Regions from separate parts of the Homo sapiens genome. Here regions 2 and 3 are each linked to region 1. A link is a loop called in an ENCODE intact Hi-C map of the cell type or tissue named here. Cell type or tissue: heart right ventricle. All regions are shown on one strand. Region 1 overlaps LRRC28 (leucine rich repeat containing 28). Region 2 overlaps LOC105371017 (a long non-coding RNA gene). Region 3 overlaps LRRC28 (leucine rich repeat containing 28).

Region 1 (8,000 bases):
AAATCACCTCATGAGATGCATAAAGTGAATCAAATAATTCATAAGACCCAGTCAAGTGCTACTCATGGTGGCAAGAAATAATAAAGCCTATATACATGGCTCAATCAAAAGTTCCTATCCAAAATGTATAACTATTAAGGTATATAATTTTACTCAAAACAAGCAAAACCAAACACAAATAGAAACAAACCTAGGAAAATAAAATCACAAGTATATGCCTCGAATTTCTTGTGTAACAGGTGAGATATAAATAAATTATGTGAAAGTAGTCACAAAACATATACCCTTCACTGGTTATTAAGAAGCAGTCAATGACATTAGAAGTACATCCTTAACCTCTAAGAATATATAATGGAAGGCAATGACTATATTCTACCACATCATGTTTTTATATTACAGGAAAACACAGAATAATACAACACCCAGAACAATGGTTTATCACAGAATTGTTTTTTGTGGGGGTTTGGGGACAGAGTCTCACTCCGCTGTCCAGGCTGGAGTGCAATACTGCAATCAGAGTTCACTGCAGCCCTTGATATCCTGGGCTCAAGAGATTCTCCCGCCCCAGCCTCCCAAGCAGCTAGGACTAAGGTGTGTGTCACCATGCACGGCTAATTTTTTTTTTTTATTGTTGGATTTTAGTAGAGACAAAGCCTCACTATGTTGCCCTGGCTGGTCTCGAACTCCTGGCTTCAAGCGATCCTGATCCTCTCGCCTCAGCTTCCCAAAGTGGTGGGATTACAGATGTGAACCACCATGCCTGGCAGAATTGTATTTTTTGTATATTCTTTAAATGTATGTAAAAAAAAGTTCATAAATACAGCATTATATTCATGAATTTTGGTTGTATATCTTATGTAAGTTTCATATAGGAAAATGTTAGGAAAATGTAAAGTATTATCTTTACTGATACATTTTCTAGGCAATCTTCAAAAGAGTATCTCATTTTCTGTGTATCTGAATGTACAAACTTGATGAAAGCTAGAATGATGAAACACCATTGGCCTGATGATATACAATAAAGGAAAGACCATATTCCTGTATTGTGTCAAAAATTTTTATATTAACTATAGTTAGAAAAAATAAGACATTCATTATATGAGAATAAAAAAATATTTTTTAAAACACAGTCACTGCTGACTGGTGCCATTTTTTTCTTTTTTTCTTTTTTTTTTGAGGCAGGGTCTCACTCTGTCACCCAGGCTGGAGTGCAGTGGTGCAATCTCGGCTCACTGCAACCTCCGCCTCCCAGGTTCAAGCAGTTCTCCTGTTTCAGCCTCCCAAGTAGCTGAAACTATAGGCACAATGCCACCACACCCGGCTAATTTTTGTATTTTTAGCAGAGATGGGGTTTCACCATGTTAGCCAGGCTGGTCTCGAACTCCTGACCTCAGGTGATCCACCCACCTCGGCCTCCCAAAGTGCTGGGATTACAGGTGTGATCCACTGCGCCCAGCCTGACTGGTGCCATTTTTTTTTTTTTTTTTTTTTTTTGAGACGGAGTCTTGCTCTGTCGCCCAGGCCGGACTGCGGACTGCAGTGGCGCAATCTCGGCTCACTGCAAGCTCCGCTTCCCGGGTTCACGCCATTCTCCTGCCTCAGCCTCCCGAGTAGCTGGGACTACAGGCGCCCGCCACCGCGCCCGGCTAATTTTTTGTATTTTTAGTAGAGACGGGGTTTCACCTTGTTAGCCAGGATGGTCTCGATCTCCTGACCTCATGATCCACCCGCCTCGGCCTCCCAAAGTGCTGGGATTACAGGCGTGAGCCACCGCGCCCGGCCTGGTGCCATTTTTATACACAGTATTGAATCTATATATTAAGGCCAGAACATAAAGTCTAAAAATTAATCCATTAGTATGTTTTAATTTAGACATTTCTGTACTTGAAAAAACAAAGAAATACCATAGATTTTTTCATTCATGGGTTTAACATGCATAATTTTTAACATTCTCTTGCAACCCTGAAGTTCTATGACAGGTAGTAATTTGTAATTTTATTTGAGTCACATATTTCACTTAGATACACTAAAAGGCTGGTTGGTGTTCTCGAGTTGGTTTTACTCAAAAGAGTAAAAATAATCTCAGACAAATTAACATCTGTATCTTTCTCTGCTCATTCTTGAATACACAGTAACTTTCATATAATACCTGAAGCATAAGTTTTTTATTTTTTAATTATCTATCTTTTTTTAATATAGGAAACCATATATGACAGTGGAATTTGCTAATACGTGGATTCACAAAGCAAGGTCTCTGGATGCTCCTCCCAAGAAATCAAAGGGTTTAATGGTGGCTCTCAATAAAATGCAAGATTTTAGTACTGCCTATCTATAAGGCACATTCATAATTTATTTACATGTTCATCAGGCAGAACTGAAAATCCTAAGGCTCAAATTTAAATTGTTCTACTAAATTTTAGTATGATTCCTTTTAAAATCAAAGTTAACATACTAGGTCAGGCATGGTGGCTCACACCTATAATCCCAACACTTTGGGAGGCTGAGGCAGGTGGATCACTTGACGTCAGGAGTTTGAGACTAGCCTAGCCAACATGGCAAAACCCTGTCTCTACAAAAAATACAAAAATTAGCCAGGCATGGCTTCACGTGCCTGTAGTCCAAGCTACTTGGAAGGCTGAGGCATGGGAATCACTTGAACCCGGGAGGCGGAGGCTGCAGTGAGCCGAGATCACGCCACTGCACTAGAGCCTGGGCAACAGAGTGAGACTCTGTTAAAAACAGAAAAAAAAAGTCAACCAGGCACGGTGGCTCATGCCTGTAATCCCAGAACTTTGGGAGGCCAAGGCAGGTGGATCACAAGGTCAGGAGATTGAAACCACCCTGGGCAACATGGTGAAACCCTATCTCTACCAAAAATACAAAAATTAGCTGGGTGTGGTGGCACGCGCCTGTAATCTCAGCTACTCAGGAGGCTGAGGCAGGAGAATCGCTTGAACCTGGGAGGCAGAGATTACAGTGAGCTGAGATTGTGCCACTGCACTCCAGCCTGACGACAGGGCAAGACTCTATCTCAAAAAAAAAAAAAAAAAAAAAAAAAAAAAGTTAATGTACATTAGTTACCTCACTAGAGAGTAAGAGAGAAAACATTGTATGCATTTGACTTTTGGATAGTAAAATGATTATATCACGCAAAGTTCACCTAAATTCTCTTATGTGAAATTCAGAACTGAAGTAACTCTTTGTACAAATATTTTGCCAGAGCAGTGATTCAAAGGGATATTGGATGCAATGCACAATTGTAGTAATTGTAGCTATATCTAAAATATAAATTCTACCTTCTTACATTTGCATCACAAAAAAGACTCTTAGTAATATTTCACCCATTCTTTAGTTTCATCTTCAAACAAATGGACAAATACTTATAAATACATCTACAGCTCATTGCCTAGACATAGAGTGAGAAATATGAATACAGATTTATAATAGACAAGAAACTATAGTGTGCTAGAGACTATGATTACCTGGAGGTAGGAATTGCAGTTGGTTATTAGCTAATCGAAGATGACGTAAAGCTCTCAGACGACCAATTTCTGGGCAAACAATTTCTAAGGCATTGTCACTAAGATCCAGACATTGGAGTTTTACAAGAGACCCAATGGCTTCAAAGAGAAAAGGAGAAGGCAAAATGAATTTGACTCAAGTATTACATCAAATCTTTAAAGCAAGTATTCCAAGTTAAAATATTTTACTACTTAATTTCCTTGTCTCAGTTGCTCACAAAATAGTAAAAACACAGATCAAACTAAGTTCATGAAAGTGATAAATACTTCCAGCTCAAGATAAAATATAACTTAAAATACAGCACAAATAAAAACATTAAGACTAAAATAAATCAAGAAATGATACACAGGGCTTTTTTTATCTGACCAGAATTCTTAACTAGATTTATTAAATTTACAACTTATTATCTACCTAATAGCAATTTATCCAACAATAGTTTACCTAACCATTATAACCATTTTAGATTTATTTAATTATAGTTCTTAACTGGACTTATTAGAAGAAAAAAGTTTTGAAGCTAAAAAATTAAAGGTGTCTTAAAAATAAAATTTGATCTATTTATAAAGCAAAGCTTAAATTATATTATCTTCTAACTAAAATTTTTAAGTTAAACATACCTTCCGGAACCACAACTATGTTATTTGAGTGCAGGTATCTAGGAAGGAAAAAGAAAAAAAACAGCCATTATCATTAAGTACTTTTGCCAGATAATCAGTTTATAAAATGCTCACTTAGAAATTTATCAAATATAAATAGGCCACAACTTTTGCACCCTACTCTAATGCATCAACATACAATAATGGTTATCACAGCTAACTAATAATACTTTGAGAAAAATATTTTGTACCAGAATTGCAAATATTAAATCTATTTACTGATTTAGTTGTTATTTTAAAATAAAAGCATACATAATGGATAAACTATAAGGTCTTTTTAACTTCATAACACAAATTACTAGTTTTTCCAGTTCATTTTATTCAGGCTTTAAAAAATATACTTACTGTGTGAAGAAAAATCAACACCTATTGTGTAAAGGAAGATGAACTTTTCGTTTCTAAAAAATAACTTCACAAAATAAAGATATTTCTAGCTAGCATGCATACGGAGAACCAACAACAGATTAAATATCATTTACAGTGTCTGTAGAAATACTCAACTGTCGAGGTACAGAATTTATTTCATGGCAAAAGAAATTTTGTAACAAGAAATCAAATGCTTCTCTTAAAAAATCTTTTTCACAGAGGCTGAGAAGTCTAGACAAGCCTAAGTAACAATTTTCCCACTACAGTGTCTTTAGCACACTCTGGTGGAGACTTCCTGCAATCAGTAACCAACTATTCAGAGCAAAACAAGTGAATGCTGGAGATCACACAACAATAATTTAAGAAAATAAATTTATATCATTGATTTAGAGACAAGAGAACAAGATTTTAGTAAAAACCTATGGTTTTATTTATTGTACTTTAAAAATAAATCTTTATGGCCGGGCGCGGTGGCTCACGCCTGTAATCCCAGCACTTTGGGAGGCAAGGAGGGCGGATTGCCTGACCTCAGGAGTTCGCGACCAGCCTGAGCAACAAGGTGAAACCCCATCTCTACTAAAATACAAAAAAATTAGCCAGGCGTGGTGGCGTGCATCTGTAGTCCCAGCTACTTGGGAGACTGAGGCAGGAGAACTGCTTGAACCTGGGAGGCGGAGGTTGCAGTGAGCCGCGATTGTGCCACTGCACTCCAGCCTGGGCAACAGAGTGAGACTCCGTCTCAAAAACAAAAACAAACAAACAAACAAAAAATTTATAAAGTACTTTTAAATAGAATTCAGAAGTTTTCTTCTGCATTCTTAAAGTCTAATATTGAATATTAAAATGTCAATAAACACAAAATAAGACAGAAAATTGATAATTTTATGAAGATTATTTTATGTTGAATTAAATCAATTTTGTAGAAGGTTAACTAACCTGCTGGGTATAACACAATTTAAATAAGCCCACCATTTACTCTATGATACATTTCATTCCTTGCTTTCTGTATATGAAATCAATACTCTTTAAACATTAATTTTAGGAAGGAATACCTAAATCAAAATAGAGAACTGATTAAAAAAATTTTTTTCAACAAAATACTTGCCTCAATTCAAGTTCCACCTATAAAAAAGACGTTAAAATGTCCAAATCAAAATATGAACTAAAGTACCCACTATTATGATTAGAATTTTTCAAACAGACTTTAAAATATTATCTACATATAATCAAGATGCTGTATGAAATAGTACACAGTGGCTGCCCATGGATGCTGCTGAGGAAGCATCGTTAAAGTCTCTCCTCCCCCTGCCGTCAAGTCTAAGTCAGTCTCCTAAAGAGCCCGAACAGCTGAGGAAGCTCTTCATTGGAGGCCTGAGCTTTGAAACAACCGATGAGAGCCTGAGGAGTCACTCTGAGCAATGGGGAACGCTCACGGACTGTGTGGTCATGGGAGATCCCAACACCAAGCACGCCAGGGGCTTTGGGTTTGTCACTATACCACTGCGGAGGAGGTGGATGCAGCCATGAATGCAAAGCCACACAAGGTGGACAGAAGAGTTGTGGGACTAAAGACAGCTGTCTCAAGAGAAGATTCTCAAAGACCAGGTGCCTACTTAACTGTGAAAAAGATATTTGTTGATGACATTAAAGAAGACACTGAAGAACATTACCTAAGATTATTTTGAACAGTATGGAAAAATTGAAGTGATTGAAATCATGACTGACTGAGGCAGTGACAAGAAAAGGGGCTTTGATTTTGTAACCTTTGATGACCATGACTTCGTGGATAAGACTGTCACTCAGAAATACCATAATGTGAATGGCCACAACTGTGAAGTCAGGAAAGCCCCATCAAAGCCAAGAGATGGCTAGTGCTTCATCCAGCCAAAGAGGCTGAAGTGATTCTGGAAATTTTGATGGTGGTCGTGGAGGTGGTTTTGATGGGAATGACAACTTTGGTCGTGGAGGAAACTTCAGCAGTCATGATGGGTTTGGTGGCAGCCATGGTGATGGTAGATATGGTGGCAGTGGGGATGGCTACAATGGATTTGGTAATGATGGAAGCAATTCTGGAAGTGGTGGAAGCTACAATGATTTTGACAATTGCAATAGTCAGTCTTCAAATTTTGAACCCATGAAGGGAGGACAATGGTGGCAGAAGCTCTGGCTCCTATGGGGGTGGAGTCCAATACTTGGCCAAACCATGAAACCAAAGTGGCTATGCCAGTTCCAGTAGCAGCAGCAGCTATGGCAGTGTCAGAAGATTTTAATTACTGCCAGGAAACAAAGCTTAGCAGGAAAGGAGAGCAAGAGAAGTGACAGGGAAGCTACAGGTTACAACAGTTTTGTGAACTCAGCCAAGCACAGTGGTGGCAGGGCCTACCTGCTACAAAGAAGACATGGTTTAGACAAATACTCATGTATATGGGCAAAAAACTCGAGGACTGTATTTGTGAATAACTGTATTATTTTAGTTTCTGTTCTGTGGAAAGTGTAAAGCAGTCCAACAAAGGGTTTTAATGTAGATTTTTTTTTTTGCACTCATGCTGTTGATTGCTAAATATAGTAGTGTGATCATGACGCTGAATAAATGTATCTTTAAAAAAAGATAACAGAGTGTTGCCAATCCTGACTGCACATTAGAATCACCAGGGGTCTTATTGGTACCCAAAACCATCCTGCAGCAAGTGAAACACCATCTCAACTCAAATAATCCTGATGTACAACCGATTAAGAACCATTACTGGTAAAGTGGATCAGAGAGCGGGCTCTGAAGCCACACTACCTGCACCTTAATAGCCATGTGACTATGGAGAAATCACTGAACTGCTCTCTCTCCTAATCTGTGATGTTGCAGGGACTAAATGAATTAATAAATGTAAAGCTCTTAGAACAGTGCTTGGCTCCTGGTAAGAGTTAAATGAATGCTCTTATTATTGTTATTATAGTTATTATGAGTCATTTGTAATCACAGGCTTAGGACTTTCAAATTTAAGTCACTTCCTTTTACTTAATTTTGGTAATTTCAGAGTAGTTGAAATGTTGATGTTTCAATGTTCTTATTAAAATAAAATGTTCCTCTTCTCAAATAATGCAGGAACTCTCATTCATTGTTGGTGGGGAATGTCACTTTGGGGTATACTCATTTTGGAAAATGGCTTGGCAGTTTTTTTTAAATGTTAAATATGATGTTTACTTAATAGGAATATTCCAGAGTCAGTTTCTTAGTTTTGACAAATGTACCATGGAATTCCTTTTTTTTTTTTTTTTTTTTGAGAAGGAGTCTCCCTCTGTCGTCCAGGCTAGAGTGCCGTGGCTCGATCTCTGCTCACTGCAACCTCTGCCTCCTGGGTACAAGTGATTCTCCTGCCTCAGCCTCCTGAGTAGCTGGGATTACAGGTGCGCACCACCACACCCGGCTAATTTTTTTTTGTATTTTCAGTAGAGATGGGGTTT
Region 2 (8,000 bases), 120 kb before region 1:
AAACAAACAAACAAACAAACAAACTGTGTCCATGATTTCATCACCATGTGGCCTCTGGAGTCCAGAGCAAGAAAAATGCCGAGGGTACTCGTTAGTCCTCAGTGGAAGTGACTTATTGGGAACTTGGCATGGGCTGGCTGAGGCCCTGCTCTGAGCTGGCGTAGTGCTGAAGCCTGTCCCCAATCATAGCCACATGGACAGGCCTGGACCCCATGACCAGGGAGGGGAGAGGGGCATAGGGAGGCCAGCAGGAGAGGGACCACCAGCCTTCCCCGGGGTTCTTCCCCAAGCTGGACTCCTGGTGGGTGCCAGGCAGTGCGGTTGGAGGAACACACCAGACGGTGTCTGCCATGCAGTCCCCTCCAGTGCCGAGTCCTTGTGACTTCTCTCAGCCTGAGGTCCTGCCTGCCTTCAGCAGCCTGATGCAGCCCTGCCATGCCCCGCCGTGCCTCTGTGGCTCTCCTCGTCTTAGCACTCTTCTCCTCCCCTTCTTGGTGCTGGAGCAAAATGAGGCTCCAGGCAAGGCATCTCCTAAGGGCACTCATTCAGAACAAGAAACCAACGCAAGTACTCAGGGCATGGAAGCCCTCCGTGATTAGCAATGGCATATAGGATCTGTATACATGTGCTGGGCATGAACACACGCTGGAAGGAAGATTCATTGCTTTTGTTTCTATGGATTCATTTACTTTCAGCTCTAGGCCTCCTTATGCTGGGCTGGAGGGAGCTTGACCTCAGCCATCGTTAGGCTTCTTCCTTGGGAAGAGCAGAGGTCACAGGCTTTCTCTATGAGGCCAAGGTGCTGGAGGCCCTGCTCACTGGTCTGTCCTGGGTGTGGTGAGACACTAGACCTCAGCCTGCCCTGCCCTTGGGATCCGCCCAGCGTGCGGGTGTGGGAATCTTGATATGTTTAGGAGTTCTAGAATCCATCTACCTCCCAGTGCTGCTGGAGGGCACTGACTAAGAGCTTCAGACTCCATTCCCCAGGAAAAAAAAGAAAAAAAAAATTATAAGAAAAAAAAGGGCCGGGCGCAGTGGCTCACACCTGTTATCCCAGCACTTTGGGAGGCCGAGGCGGGTGGATCACAAGGTCAAGAGATCGATACCATCCTGGCCAACATAGTGAAACCCCGTCTCTATTAAAAATACAAAAATTAGCTGGGCGTGGTGGCGGGCACCTGTAGTCCCAGCTACTTGGGAGGCTGAGGCAGAAGAATCGCTTGAACCCGGGAAGCAGAGGTTGCAGTGAGCCGAGATCACGCCACTGCACTCTAGCCTGGCGACAGAGTGAGACTCTGTCTCAAAAAAAGAAAAAGAAAAAAAGAAAGCCAGAAACTAACTCAACTGACTCTCCTACCAAGAATGAAAATAATAATGCTAATACTAATCGCTAATGAGAATACTGCTACTAATGATTGCTAATGAGAATTATACTACTACTAATAACTGCTGTTAGACTGTGTGCTTGCTTTTGTTTAGCATTGTCCTAAGTTTCTTATGAATAATTAGCTCATCTGATCCTAACAGCAACGCTAGGACGGCGAAACTACTCCCATTTTACAGATGAGGAAACTGAAGCACAGACGCCTTCGGTCAGAAAACAAGCAGCAGAGCTGGGTACCCCAGTGCTCTGAACCTCTGAGCCCTCCGGCCTCTCTAAGGAGAAGCACAGCCATTGGGATTGTGGAGCGGTGAATCCAGGCTCTCTCTTTGTAATGAGGGAGCTGATCTCACCAGAGAGTGGCATCCTGGCCTTGGAGGTATGCCTGTGGTTTTGCTGTCTTCTTCTCTGGTCTCAAAGCCCATTGCCTGTACTCCTTCGACTTAGGGTCTTTGGGGGGTCACTTGGAAAGAGATCCAGGACAGGCAGAGCCAAGGCTGCAGGTGCCTTTGACATGCCTGTTAATCCAGGCAACTCACCCTGTGACATCAATGTGCAATACTGATCCTCGAGGTACACTGGACTAGTCTCAGAGTAGGTGTGTTTGCCAGAAAGGGAGTCTGCAGGGAGGTTTCCTTGAAGAGACCCTCAGCCCTTTCTCACCTAAGCTCAAAGAAAACCACCTACACTAAGATGCCAAACCACAGGGAAGTTTGTTCTCACATAAATTCCATGCCGAGGCTCAGGGTGGGCTTCACGACTGGCTCCATCCAGGGGCTGTGGCCCCATTTCTCAGTGATTCTCTGTCTCCCCGAATTAACTGTGTCAGCTTCATCCTCAGTCTGGCTTCCTTCATGGTGGCAAAATGGTGGCAGCTGTCCCAGGCCTCAAACCCGCCCAGATGTCCAGAGACAAGGGAGGTGTTTCTTTCCTTGGCTCACTCTGAAGAGCAAGGAACCATTTTCACATCTCGCTGTCTCAAACTAGGTCACACGCCCACCTCCAAGCCACTGGAGCTACAACTCTGGGGCCCAGGGTAATGCCTGTGCTGACTGGCTCAAGCCTGGATTCCTCCACCAATCACAGTGCCCAAGACAGTGGGATGCTGCTTGGCCAGTCAGGCTCAGCCCTGGCCCAGGGATGCTTGGGGCAGGCCTGGGGAGAGGGGAGGGAGCTGGTGGACAACAGCAGAGGAACCCAAGCTCTAAAACGAGAGGACATTAGTCAAACACCAGAAAATCAAACTCTATGGGCCTTTGCCTTAGGGCTGGGCAGCTAGGCTGGCTGGTGGCTGTGTCCTAAAATGGATCCTTCCTTTAGGATGCATCCCGGCTGGCCTGCACTTGGCACCTTACCTGATGCAGAGTGGTGATGGCTGGAGATGGAACCCCTTTGTTGTGGGCCACCTCCCCAAGGTTGACTAGGTCTTCAGAGACCCTTGGGAAACCATAGCTTTGGTTTATTTTATTTGTTTTTTTTATTTATTTAATTTTTTTTTTTGAGACAGAGTCTCATTCTGTCACCCATCCTGGAGTCCAGTGGTGCGATCTCAGCTCCCTGCAACCTCCGCCTCCCAGGTTCAAGCAATTCTCTTGCCTCAGCCTCCCAAATAGCTAGGATTACAGGCATGTGCCACCGCACCAGGCTAATTTTTGTATTTTCTTTCTAGTAGAGATGGGGTTTCACCATATTGGCCAGGCTGGTCTCAAACTCCTGCCCTCAAGTGATCCACCCGCCTCAGCCTCCCAAAGTGCTGGAATTATAGGTGTGAGCAGTGACTGCACCAGGCCACTCTGTCAATTTTATATTTATGAAGCCATCTGAGGGTAGGTTTGACTCACATCTCAGACAAACAGCCCCAGGTGAAGAAAGGGATGTGTTATGGGCAGTGGAGGCTGACATCCAGCCCACCTCTGTTCCTGATGGGCACAGCAGCCTCTCACACAGCACCAGGCAGGCACCGAGGTCCCCTGCCCATAACCTACAGCTTGCAGTGGGGGCATTTACCATGGAGCTGTTCTAGAAGGGCTCCCATTAAGTGGGGCCCCGCTCACCAGGTGGCTGCTGGGGTGGCATCCAGGGTGCCCATCAGGCCCATGTTCTGGGTGATGCCTTTTTTTTTTTTTTAACACACAGTCTCACTCGTGTCACCCAGGCTGGGGTGCAGTGGCGCGATTTCAGCTCACTGCAACCTCCGCCTCCTGGGTTCAAGCAATTCTCCTGCCTCAGCCTCCTGAGTAGCTGGGATTACAGACGCCCGCCACCATGCCTGGCTAATTTTTTTGTATTTTTAGTAAAGACGGGGTTTCACCATGTTGGCCAAGCTGGTCTTGAACTCCTGACCTTGGGTGATTCGCCAGCCTCGGCCCCTCAAAGTGCTGGGATTAGAGGCGTCAGCCACCGTGCCCGGCCCTGGGTGATGCTTTTGATGAGCACAGATTTAAGATGCGTTTAAACAGGAAGGCAGCAGCTTCCCTCTGGCAGCTGGGGACACGGGAGGAGCAGGAAGAGCAGCAATCTCCAGCCCAGCCCTGGCTCTGGAGCTCCCTCTACCCCTTGCCAGTATTAGGTGCTAGGTGCTTTTCAGGGTGCCACGGCCGTCACCATGACCCAGATCAGGAAACAGTGCTGTGTATGTGTCACTGGCACCAAAAACTTTTCTGCAGCCCTAAACCAGCATACGGAATATGCTCTCAGCTTCAAATCAGGCAAATGTGCCTTGTTTTTTTATATCTTTAAGTGACATTATCATTAAAGTGATCGTGTTGTGCTCTGGAAGGAAAGGCACTCCTTGGCCAGACACTGCCTCAGAGTCAGCAAATGCTGGCCATTTCTGGGGAGGACAGGCGGCAGCCAGGAGCTCAGGGGAACCATGCACAAAACTTATCCACAGGGCCTCATCTCAGCAATGCCAAGTTAGTGAAAGCACAGTTGAAGAACAATATTATCCGTGCAATGCCCACAAAACCATACTATATAAGATGCGCAACATTTACGAGTGCAAACATATAGCAAATAAACAGAGAGACCCCAGACTACCATCAGCAAGAGTGGCTGCAGCTGGTGAAGGGCCTGGAGCCTGGGTGGGCACAATATTAGCTCCACCATTAATACTGTTTATTCTTTCCACCACCTCCCTGGGGCAGCTGGGAGTGGAAGCCTGGCTGCACAGCGAGATGTGGTTTGATGTCTGACCTTGTTTTGGGTTTAAAGGCATCCAAGTAACTTGTCTCAGCACTTAGAAGTGCATCAGAGCCAAATGTCTCCAAAACTGGGCTCTGAGCCATAAGGAGAAAAAAGGAGGCCGCAGGCTTGGCAGGAGTGTGATGCGAGCGGAGGCTGGAATCAGCCCCTCGGGAATGCTATCTCTCTGGGGACAGGAGGAGGGCTTTCCTACAGCACCCCTCTCCCTCCAACCAACTCAGCTCCAGGGAATGAAGATAAATACTGAGCCACGCCCAAGAGAGGGAGGGAGTGGGCAGGAGGGAGTGGGCAGAGTTTGGGGGATGGCAGGGAATGGGGAGAAGCTTTCCTTTTGAGGCCTTGTCATATACCAGGCACATTTCATTATTCCTTAAAAAAATCCGAGGAGAATCTCTTCGTCGTTTCCCTTTATAAGATCAGGAAATGAGGCTTAGAGAGGATGAGGGGCATGGCAGGGCTGGGGGCAAACACATGCCATCTAGCTGCAAAGCTGTGTCCCCTCCAGGGCAAAGGTGGCTCTGGACTTCAGGGGCAGCAGAATGTGGTGGTGCCAGTGACTAGGACTTGGGGACCATCACCTCCAGAGTCAGCCTCATCAGCCTACAGGAAGTCTCAGCGCTGCCACAGCAGCTTCTGTGGTTCTCTGGCTGCAGGGCTAGGTCCTCAAAGCCCAGCCCTTCTGAATCTGAGTCCAGGGCTCGAGAGGTCTGCAAATGGGAAGCAGGGTCCGGGGAGCACCCCATGGAGGCAGACACGTGCCCATGCCGCAGGCCCAGCACACCTGCCTTAGGTGGGATTTATGACAACCCAGAGACCCTCCAGCCTGACCTGAGGCTGTGTGCAAAGATACACGTGCTTTGATTATCAAGAAAAATGGGACAGTAAAGTAGCTGTTACTTAATACATGCAGGTTCCCCAGGCAGATAAAACCTTTCAGGCACGTGAGGCCCAGGGCAGGTGTTGGGGAGCAGCCCTCAAAAGGTCTTGGTGGAGCCCCTAGGCAGAATCCACCAGCTCCTCTGTCTGAGCCCTACCTGCCCGAAGGCTGGAAGCAGCAGCTTTCAGCTCATCACCCTCAGCCCTTGTGTTGCCCAAGGTCCCAGCACAGCAAAGAGGCAATGGCAACCAATTTGGGCAGGGTATCAGTGTCAGATGGACTTCCATTCATGTCTGTTGATTGGTAAGGACCCAGGCCAGGACCACGCAGACAGCGTGCCTGGCTGGGACGGGAGGGAAGAGCAAGCTCGGTCCGTGCCGTGCCCACCCAGCCCTGCTGCACCTGGCTTTGCAGGCTTCTTTGTCGCTCTGGTCCCGACTGTCCACCTGGATGAACCGAGAGCTTCCTCAGAGGAATGTGCAGCACCATGATGGGCACGAGGTGGGGACGGGCCTGATTTCAGGCTACGGGTGGACTCTGAGAGGCTGAGAAGGGGGACTTGAGTTTATGGGCACACACAGCTCTCTAGCTTGGGTTTGGGTAAGAATCGGGACCAGTTTTTTAGAGAATCTGCTCTTCTCCTCTTTCTCATCTGAAAAACTCTCACCAAGTCTATTTTTGATCTTCAGCTGGAAGAAATCTTTATTTTTAAGATGCTAACCCTGGCACATCCTAGCTCCAGAGCAGCAGCTGGCAGGGAGCACAGAAAGCCTGACGGGGCTACGTGGGTGCACCTGGAAGACTGGCCACTGCTTTTAGAGCAAGGACCAGAATTCTTGCCACAAACTTTTGGCTCTGGAAAGGCCAACTGAATGGCTCAGAACCGGGAAAGGTTTTTGTTTGGTTGAAGCGTTTTTAGGGATGAGAATTATTATTATTATTATTATTATTATTATTATTATTATTATTATTATTATTGAGACTGAGTTTCACTCTTGTTGCCCAGGCTGGAGTGCAATGGCGCGATCTCGGCTCACCACAACCTCCGCCTCCCAGGTTCAAGCAATTCTCCCCGCCTCGGCCTCCCAAGTAGCTGGGACTGGTAGCATGTGCCATCATGCCCGGCTAATTTTGTATTTTTAGTAGAGATGGGGTTTCTCCATGTTGGTCAGGCTGGTTTCGAACTCCTGACCTCAGGTCATCTGCCCGCCTTGGCCTCCCAAAGTGCTGGGATTACTGGCTTGAGCTACCATGCCTGGCTCGAGAATTATTTTTATGAGCAAGAAGACACGTTGTTGTCACCATTTCACACCTGCAAGAGCCGCCTAGTTCGGGAGGTGCGTGGTCCTTATCCTGACAAAGTCATATCTCTGCTTTCTCATTTTCCAGTTGTGAACACAGGTGTCCTGTGTGCCCTGACCACGCCATGTTCAGTTACTTAACCACAGCTCGCCCAGGGCGCCTTGGCTGGAAATGGTGATATTTGCCAAAGAGTAAAGCCCCGGGGACATCGTCCCCCTTCCCTGTAAGGAAGGCACACTGTGGAATGGTAAGAGGGTGGAGAGCCCAAAGCCCACACCCACACCTTTCATTTCACTTGACTTACCGTCTCATTCATTCACTTCATTCGTTCATTTTACAGGAGCCTTGTCTGATCTTCGAATCACCCAGAAGTGTGGTCTCCTTGTCCCCAAGGCTGTTTCCTGGAAGAGCCTCTTTCTGTTCCCCATCACCGTGGAACTATAAGGGTCCCTGGAGCAGTGGCAGCTGGGGCTTCCCTCTGCCATGCCATCCAGATGCAGCACTCCTGTCTAAGAAAGTAGAAATCGGGGACCTGAGAGACCATCACGGAGCCTGCCTCTTCCTCCGCAGTGAGACTTCTTCCGTCCTGCAGCAGAGAGAAGTCTTGAGGGGACATTCCAGGGGCCCCCCATCAAGCCTGCAAGGGGGGAGCTCCAGGGAGAATGGCTGGGCCCACTGCCCGCTCCAGTCGCCACATCACAAAATCCTTGACTGGACCCAGTAGTGGGTTTGGACAGGGTGGCATTTATCCTTGTTGGATTATAAGTGTTGCCTCTTCCCTCCCTCCATTCTCCTTTCCTACTAATGTCTTCGTACTCCAGTGGCTACACATGAATACATTATGAACTTCTCAAAGGCAGGGACTGTGTTTGATCTGTAGGAATTGACATAGATCCTTTGCTTGACCAAACTTTAGTCAGATTCCTGGGCCTTCTCCTAGGCTCATCTTTGCATTTCCTTGTAAAATCCAGTTTTAACAAGAACCCTGCTGAGTCCGTTGAGCAAGAACCCCCTACCATTTGTACCTGATCACCCTCGATATCTGATCCAGCTCTTCCCTCTCCACCATCCCCCGGGTGGGGTCTGCTCCCTCTGGCCTGTCTTCTGCAAGAATCCTGTGAGGTCCATTTGCTCCGGATTCCCCAAATCCCCCTTTCTCCTGATGTTTCCTCTCAGGAATTTTCCATCCACTGCCCCTACCCTGATCTTTGGCTGTCAGTTCCCCCTTGCCCGAAC
Region 3 (8,000 bases), 57 kb before region 1:
GCTCCTAGAATAAAACATAGGAGAAAAGCTCCTTGACATTGGACTTGGCAATGATTTTTTCGATATCACACCAAAAGCTCAGGCTACAAAAACAAAAATAAAGGAGACTACATCAAATTAAAAAGCTTCTGCACAGCAAAGAAAACAATTAACAAAACGAAAAGGCAACCTACTGACAGGGAAAACAAATAACTACAAACCACATAACTGATAAGAGGTTAATATACAAAATTTATAAAGAACTCTTATAACGTAATAGCAGAAAAACAACTCAATTAAATAATGGGCAAAGCATCTAAACAGACATTTTTCCAAAGAACATATACAAAAGGCCAACAGGTAGATGAAAAGGTGCTCAACATCACTAATAAAGGAAATGCAAATTAAAACCACTATGAGATTATCACCTCATACCTATAAGGATGGCTATTATAAAAAAGATAAGAGATAACAAATGTTGCTGAGGGTGTGGAGAAAAGGGAACCCTAGTATGTGTTGGTAGGACTGTAGATTGGTGCAGCCATTATGGAAAACAGTATGGAGGTTCCTAAAGAAATTAAAAATAGAACTACCACATGACTCAGCAATCCCTCTCCTGGGTATATATCTAAAGGAGATACACAGTCATCGCCTCATAAAGACATCTGCACTCCCATATTCACTGCAGCATTATTCACCACATCCAAGATATGGAAACAATGTAAATGCCCATTGATGAATGACTAGATAAAGAAATGTGGTACATATACATAATGGAATATTTTTCAGCCTTAAAAAAGAAAGATTTATGCCAAACCTGGATGAATCTGGAAGACATTATACTAAGTGAAATAAGCCAGACATACAAAGAAAAATATTGCACAGTCTCACTTATATACAGAGTATTTTTTTAAAAAGAGCTCCATGCCTGTAATCCCAGCACTTTGGGAGGCCAAGGCGGGCAGATCACGAGGTCAGGAGATCAAGACCATCCTGGCTAATACGGTGGAACCGTCTCTACTAAAAATACAAAAAAATTAGCCAGGCATGGTGCGGGCACCTGTAGTCCCAGCTACTCGGGAGGCTGAGGCAAGAGAAGGGCGTGAACCCGGGAGGCGGAGCTTGCAGTGAGCCGAGATAGCACCACTGCACTCCAGCCTGGGTGACAGAGGGAGACTCCATCTAAAAAAAGACAAAAAAAAAAAAGGGAGCTCACGTACACAAGGAGATTGAAACAGGCGTTATCATGTGGGAAGAAGGTAAGGATGGAAAATAGCAGACATATAGGATGAACAAGTTCAGAGATCTAATGTACAACATGAAGACTATGGTTAATAAACTTGTACTGTATTACAGAATTTTGTTAAATAAATTTTTAGCTGCTCTTGTCATGAAAAACTATGTGAGATGATAGATATGTTCATTTGTTTGTCTACAGTAACCACTTTACTATTTATTTGTATCCCATAATATCGTGTTATAAACCTGAAATATACATAATAAAATTTACTTAAATATATATATACACACAAACTTCTTCAATGGAAAATAACACTGAACAGAGGTCATGCAATTTGGAAAGGAAAAATGTGTACCCCGCATACAGGTTTTTATTTATTTTTTTAATAGGTAATGGTTGTAATGAAAATATTTTTGATGAGTGTGCTTCCATTAAAGCTAGAGAAGTAAATTTACAATGAATTCTGGCTTTAGTATAAACAAAATATTTAAACTTAGAATAATGTCAAGTTTTAATACATCTACTTTCAGTTTTTGATATTTTTTCAAGTACTTTAATGCCCTAAAAAAATTAATGTTCTAGAAAAAAATCACAGGAGTGCACATTTTTCCTTTTGCCTTAGGCTTCAAATGTCTCAACACGGCATTGCCAGATCCTGTCTTGATTCAAATTTTTGCTATTTTGTTTACCACGGATTACTCTGCATTAATTTTATTTCTTATTGTATTAAAATGTAATTTATCATAAAACAAAAGTAAACAAGAGTCACTTAAGGCCAGAAGTTTAAGATCAGCTTGGGAAACAGCAAGATACTGTCTCTACAAAACAATTAGCTGGGAGTGGTGGCACATGCCTATAGTTCCAGCTGCTCAGGAGGCTGAGGCAGAAAGATCACTTGAGCCCAGGAGTTCCAGGCTGTACTGAGCCACAACTGCACCACTGCACGCTAGCCTGGGTGACAGAGCAAGACCCTGTCTCAAAACAAATGAATGAATGAATGAATGAATGAATGAACAAATGACTATTAGCTGGGCATTGTGGCCCATGTCTAGAGTCCCACCTACTCAGGAAGCTGAGGCAGGAGGATCACTTGAGCCCAGTACTTCAAGGCTGCAGTGAGCCATGACTACACCACTGCACTCCAGCCTGGGCAACAGAGCGAGACCCTGCTAAAAAAAAAATAAAAAGAGAGGCGTTAACCTAGAAGTAAGTCACTGAAGAGAATAATTTGCACACTGTGGGGATAAGAGGACTCATGTGTCTGACTATTCACTTACAAGGCATGTGAGCAGAGCTTCTGTTTGCTCATATGTTAAATGGTGTAACAGTACCTGGTCCCTCAATCTTATCGGTTGCAAGGTCACTGAATGTTTAAAAAAATTGTGATATTTAAATCACCATACAATATGTTTTTTAAGCATCAGCCTAGAGAATTACCAAAATATTGCATACTGTTAACTTAAGTAAACATGCATGGACATATCTATTGGTATAAAAGGCAATACATTTATAAAATATAGATGGGAAAACTATAAATACCAGAATCCACTTGCATAAAAAAGGCCTCAACAAGGCACTAAGATTTCCTATTTTAAATTTCTTCACTACTTCTCTGGTATACATAAAGAACTCTTACAACTCAATAGAAGAAAAACAATCGATTGAAATATGGGCAAAGCATCTAAACAGACATTTTTCCAAAGAACATATATGAAAGGCCAACAGGTAGATGAAAAGGTGCTCAACAAGTCCTATAGCCACAAATAGAAGACTTCAAAGGTACATAGAACACTTTGGAATATTTTTTCAAAATAAAACTGCGTTGATAAAATGCAAATGATCTCTGGTCTCAGATTTGTCTTTCAGAGCCCCTAGGGGGCTCACAGAAAGCAGAAAATACTCTTTACCTGGGTATATGCAATGGTAAGGGGTGTGGCATACTAGTTAAGAGAGCAGGAGCACAGTCTTGGAGTCCGACAACTGGGGTTTGAATCCTTGTTCTATTTACTAAATGTGCGGCTTAGTTTCCTCATCTGTATAATGGGGAAAATAAAGCTGTCCTCAGGTTTAGTGAGAATTGCTAACAAGGTTTACAAATTATCAAATAGCATTCTTGGCACATAACCTTCTCCAATATATGGCAGTTACTGTTCTCATTATTAGTAAGTGACATATTTGGAAGTACGGCCTACAGTAGAAGAAGGCCAGTTAAGAGAGAATTCTCTTTGGCATGCAGCAAATGGTAGTAACACTTTTCTATACTTTAATTGCACAGAGAAGAGTTGGAGGCAGCGGCCTCTAGAGACAATGATTCATCCCCTCAAACCAAGGGCACAAAATGGGACATGACAGAGGAAGCACCTCTTTTCTCTATACTGCAAAAAGAGCTTATGCAAATTAAATGAGGTGACATGCAAAGATCATACAATACAGTTAAATAAGAGCTGACACTTGCTACTTCTTACATAGTTTAGTCTTCTTTCCCTATGTTAATTTTATAGGAAAAAATGAGTTGATAATTTAAAAATGCTATTAGGTTCAGATCTTGTCTTAGCTTTTCAATATTCCACATAATTCAGTTTGCACCTCCTGGCTATTCTGAGGAAGGTAGTTTTTTATATATGCCCACCATGAAATAGACTATTTTATGTTAAAGCTGAAAGAAAATCAGTATCTGCTCTGTTCAGATGTATTATACATTAGCCAGCATAATGCCTCATGGACATGAGTATGTAATACAGACACTTAAACTTTCCAAATACACAATCTGATATAGAGTGGGGAGTGGCAGTACTGAAATTAGACAATGCAGTGGGTGATGGAGTCAGAACTGAGTCTGAATCCTGCTTCCTCACTTACTAACTGCTTCCTGACATGAAGGGAAATGAAATGTTCTGAGCCTGCTTCCTCCAGTGCAACAAGGGGATAAGAGTACCTTTCTCACAGACCTGTTATGAAGATTAAACAACGTATATAGTGCCCAGCTTTATTCCTGGCAAAATAATTGGTACTCGATACATCTTAGTCTTTTACCTCTTGCTTCTGAATACAAAGAGGAGATCACAAAACAGTGTGGGATGATGAAGAGAACCAGCAGGATGATGAAGAGAACCAGGCAGCTCTGCTGTTTTAGTTGGCACAGCACAGCCTGGTGGGGAGGCCAGGACACCGCAGCGCCGGGCAAGGTCACAGGCTGTAAAGGCGATGCTGTGATGGCCTCTTGAGAGCGTGAACCTGGCCAGAAGGCAGTCGGCTGGCAAAAACCCCCAAGCACAATGGAATGGCATTCGTAATCATTATGAGGCTGAAATACGAACGTGTACTTCATGAAAAGGCTTTGAGATGTTTCTTATATTCTTAAGATAAAAAACCCTTCACTCAATAATTAACTTTGGAAGAGATCACTCGTGTACTAACCACTGGGGCGGTTTGTTTTCTTCCTTTAATTACTATTAATGCACCGATACCTTACAATAGATACATCACGCAATAATATTTTTAAAGTTCCTGTGCAAAATTGCTCAGTATGTAAAATCTATAACGCAAGGAAGCTGTCCGTCGTACAGATGCTACAGCCACAAAGAACTTTTTCATGTGGCTTTTTAAAGTACTGTATTGTGTCCAAAATATTTCCTTTTTTTCTTCCAAACTCACAGATCAAAGTTTCTGACTTAGAAATTAGCAAAATCTAGGAGTCCTGCACAAGCTCCAATTCTGTTTGTTTGTTTGCTTATAACCTCAAGGCTCTGGCATACACAGTCCACATGGCTGAAAATGGAACAAAAAGCTCCTGTGTATTCAGGCTACTGCCCTTTTAACCATACTGTAAAAGCAAGCATGGAATGACAGCACAGGAGAGGACAGAACAGGATCTGTGTTTACTTCATGCTGACCAGTATGAAATTCATTTATTTTATCAAAAGGTGAATGGTATATTCTCATCAACAAAATGATGGGGCAAAAGAAACAACAACATCAAAGCAATCAATCAAAATAAATTATTTGGAATGCTCTATCAATGTTAAACCAATTATCATAGTTCAATAAATCAGAGATATTATTAGTCATAATTACAATGCTTTAAATACTATAAAATGTGGGCTTCTTAGTAATAAATTCAGAATAATTTACAGTGTATTCCAAAATAATTCTTAAAATGAATTTAAATTACCTACATGATGCTTTTTACAAAGAGAACCCTTCAACCACTTTCTCAGAGTAATAAATTTTTAAGTGCTAGCTTCTTTAAATACACACAAACACACAGACTCCATTAACTCTCTTACAAAGTCACTGTCTTTCTATTCACCTTTTACAAAATAAGACTTCACAGTGAATTATAATTTAATAAGATAACTTTACACATGGTAGATCATCAACTGTTAAATTAAAATAAATAGATTTTAATGAATTTGAATGACTGCAGGCTTCCTTTGCTGTGGGTTTAAATATTCATGCTGCAGAATCTCTATTTCTCTTGCACAGTTCAGGTAACAAAAAGATCACAAGGAATGGGCTGGGCACTGTGCTCAATGCTTGGGGTCCAAACATGAAGACACACAGTTCCTACACTTCCTTACAGTCTAGTTACAGAGTAAAACAGTTCATATTGACTGTATACTTATGTGGTATTTGTAAGTGATATGTGTTTTATGGATCTTATTCTCACAATCGTGCTATGAAGTAGGTGCTAATATTACCCTTTTACTGAGACTTCAATAACCTTCCGAAGTCCAAGATTCCACAGCTATCAAGTGGTAGAGCTGGGATTGAAAGGCGCATCTGCCTGTTTCACCATGACGGAAGTTAGACAGCCTCCCCCAACACATCATTCTGATACAAGCAGGGCACTCCCATGCAGGCCAGGGAGTGGTACTACCTAGCAGGATTCCCCGGGGGCTAAGGGTGAGAGAGCTGGTTCTTGCCCAAGGCATCCAGGTGTAGTATCAGAGTGGGGTCTTGAAGCAGACATTGCCAAAGAGATAAGTGAGGAAAAAAGTTTCTCTTTGCTTGCTTTAAAGGTCTAGAAAACTGGTAGGCTAGTTCTAATTTACAGATTTATGGCAGAAATACCAAGAATTCCTTCAGAGAAGATCCTAGAGAAGGAAACAGGCTGACTGTCCAGTATGGACTTGGAAAATACAACACTGCCATGGCTGCTTGTATGAAGAGCAAAATGTCTTCACTGCATTGTGCCTTGAACTGCTTGCTCAGCTGCACTATGTTCCTGTTTTTCTGGTTTGTTTGGAACTTAAGAACTTTACTGAAAGCTATGACTGATGGAGACTCCAGATTCTTGCTTTTAAGTCAATTCATAACATCTTCCAGACTTCACTAGTACTGCACATTTTTGTCACTATTTAAAAAGCTGTGAGTTCTAGAACGAGAACAACAAAAAACTCTCCTGGTAAACATTCTGCTCATGGTGCTAGCCCTCATACTGCTATTTTTCTAAACTTCACATTGTGCCCTAAGAATGAACATTTCTTTTTCTCTTAATTGATATTTGGGAGAACAGGGCTCACTTTCTTCACATTAATCATGTCCCACCCCCTAAATCCTACTCCAAAACTTAGAGAAAAATACAAATTTGTTCATTTAAAGCTCACCTAATCTAGGTGCACTTTTCTCTTCATACATTAGCATAGTAAGTCAACATCTGGCAGGTGCTGCAGAAGCCACATGAAATAATCCTGTTAGCTTCCTAGGAAAACCTAACACAAGAGCAAAACCCTTATGCAATGAAAGAAAAACAAAGCACTGTCAGAAGACAGCAGAACAGGCCGGGCGCGGTGGCTCACGCCTGTAATCCCAGCACTTTGGGAGGCTGAGCCAGGTGGATCAGCTGAGGTCAGGAGTTCGAGACCAGCCTGGCCAACACGGTGAAATCCCCATCTCTATTAAAAATACAAAAATTAGCCATCCATGGCAGTGTGCGCCTATAATCCCAGCTACTCGGGAGGCTGAGGCAGGAGAATCACTTGAACCCGGGAGGTGGAGGTTGTAGTGAGCCCAGATCACGCCACTGCACTCCAGCCTGGGTGACAGAGCGAGACTCCATCTCAAAAAAAAAAAAAAAAAAAAAAAAAGACAGTAGAATAGGATCAGATGAGTAAGCAGAACAAGGATAAAGAAGAGTTTTTGTTACAAATACTTAGAAAAAGACAGAGCTCAAAAAGAAGCATTGCACATCCATTTCCTTGACAAAATTTGCATTCCAGAGCTCTAACTTTTCTTGTGAAACAAGATCTGTATGGATTTTTGTTAACTGACTAATTCTCTCATTTCTTCCCACTACTAGATTTTGAACCTTGTTTTCAAGACTTTCTCTTCTCTGTTTTCATTAGATAGAGACCTGCCCAGCAATTACTATAGAACATCATTTTGTCACATGTTTGGGCCCCCTTTTTGAAAGCAGCTATCACACCTTTCATACCTTCTACTCAAACACAGAACTCACTCCAACTTCTCGGACTTTTTGTCCATACTAGAATGAAGTTCTTTACTGAAATTTACTTAAGGCCACAAATTCTGCAAATTAGTCCCATTAAATAATGACGTCAAGGCCATAGTTCTTCAAACTGCAGATGAAATACATTCACAGTTCAGTACAGTACAGTTTACACTCATCTCCAAGTCTGAGATTAGGAAATTATTAACTGGTTTCCAACTCGTTTCAATAGTTGATTGAAGTTTAAATAGTTTTACTGTGTGGACTTTTTTATTAAAAAATAGTAAACAGCAATTCTTTTCCTGACTTTCTAAGCAAATACAGAGAAAG

What was found. Hi-C counts contacts between places; a loop is a spot of excess contacts. Peaks named below come from ENCODE experiments on the same cell type or tissue, not always from the same donor. Only the 100,000 strongest peaks of a DNase experiment are listed, where the experiment ranks them.
Region 2: it touches region 1 in a loop (2.1-fold over the local background); 12 of 110 quality-filtered maps call a loop at or near these places.
Region 3: a loop joins it to region 1, with 4 times the contacts of the local background. A loop is called at or near these places in 12 of 110 quality-filtered maps.

What each region holds. Positions count from the first base shown.
Region 1 is chr15:99,283,434-99,291,433 of GRCh38, reverse strand. It overlaps LRRC28 (leucine rich repeat containing 28), which reads right to left. Exons shown (of 10, transcript NM_144598.5): 4 at 4,140-4,177; 5 at 3,483-3,620. It also overlaps the pseudogene HNRNPA1P62. Among named protein-coding and RNA genes, the nearest start is that of LRRC28, 36 kb to the right of the region's middle. In heart right ventricle, a CTCF peak has its summit at 4,841; no DNase peak of the experiment used is centred here; H3K27ac peaks cover 873 bases.
Region 2 is chr15:99,405,148-99,413,147 of GRCh38, reverse strand. It overlaps LOC105371017 (a long non-coding RNA gene), which reads right to left. Exons shown (of 5, transcript NR_188335.1): 4 at 7,069-7,273. Among named protein-coding and RNA genes, the nearest start is that of LINC02244, 6.7 kb to the right of the region's middle. RefSeq lists an enhancer at 3,205-3,704. In heart right ventricle, a CTCF peak has its summit at 3,939; DNase peaks (open chromatin) are centred at 3,907 and 4,637; H3K27ac peaks cover 2,095 bases.
Region 3 is chr15:99,340,392-99,348,391 of GRCh38, reverse strand. All of the region lies in intron 6 of LRRC28 (leucine rich repeat containing 28), which reads right to left. Among named protein-coding and RNA genes, the nearest start is that of LINC02244, 58 kb to the left of the region's middle. In heart right ventricle, a CTCF peak has its summit at 4,383; a DNase peak (open chromatin) is centred at 4,395; H3K27ac peaks cover 1,378 bases.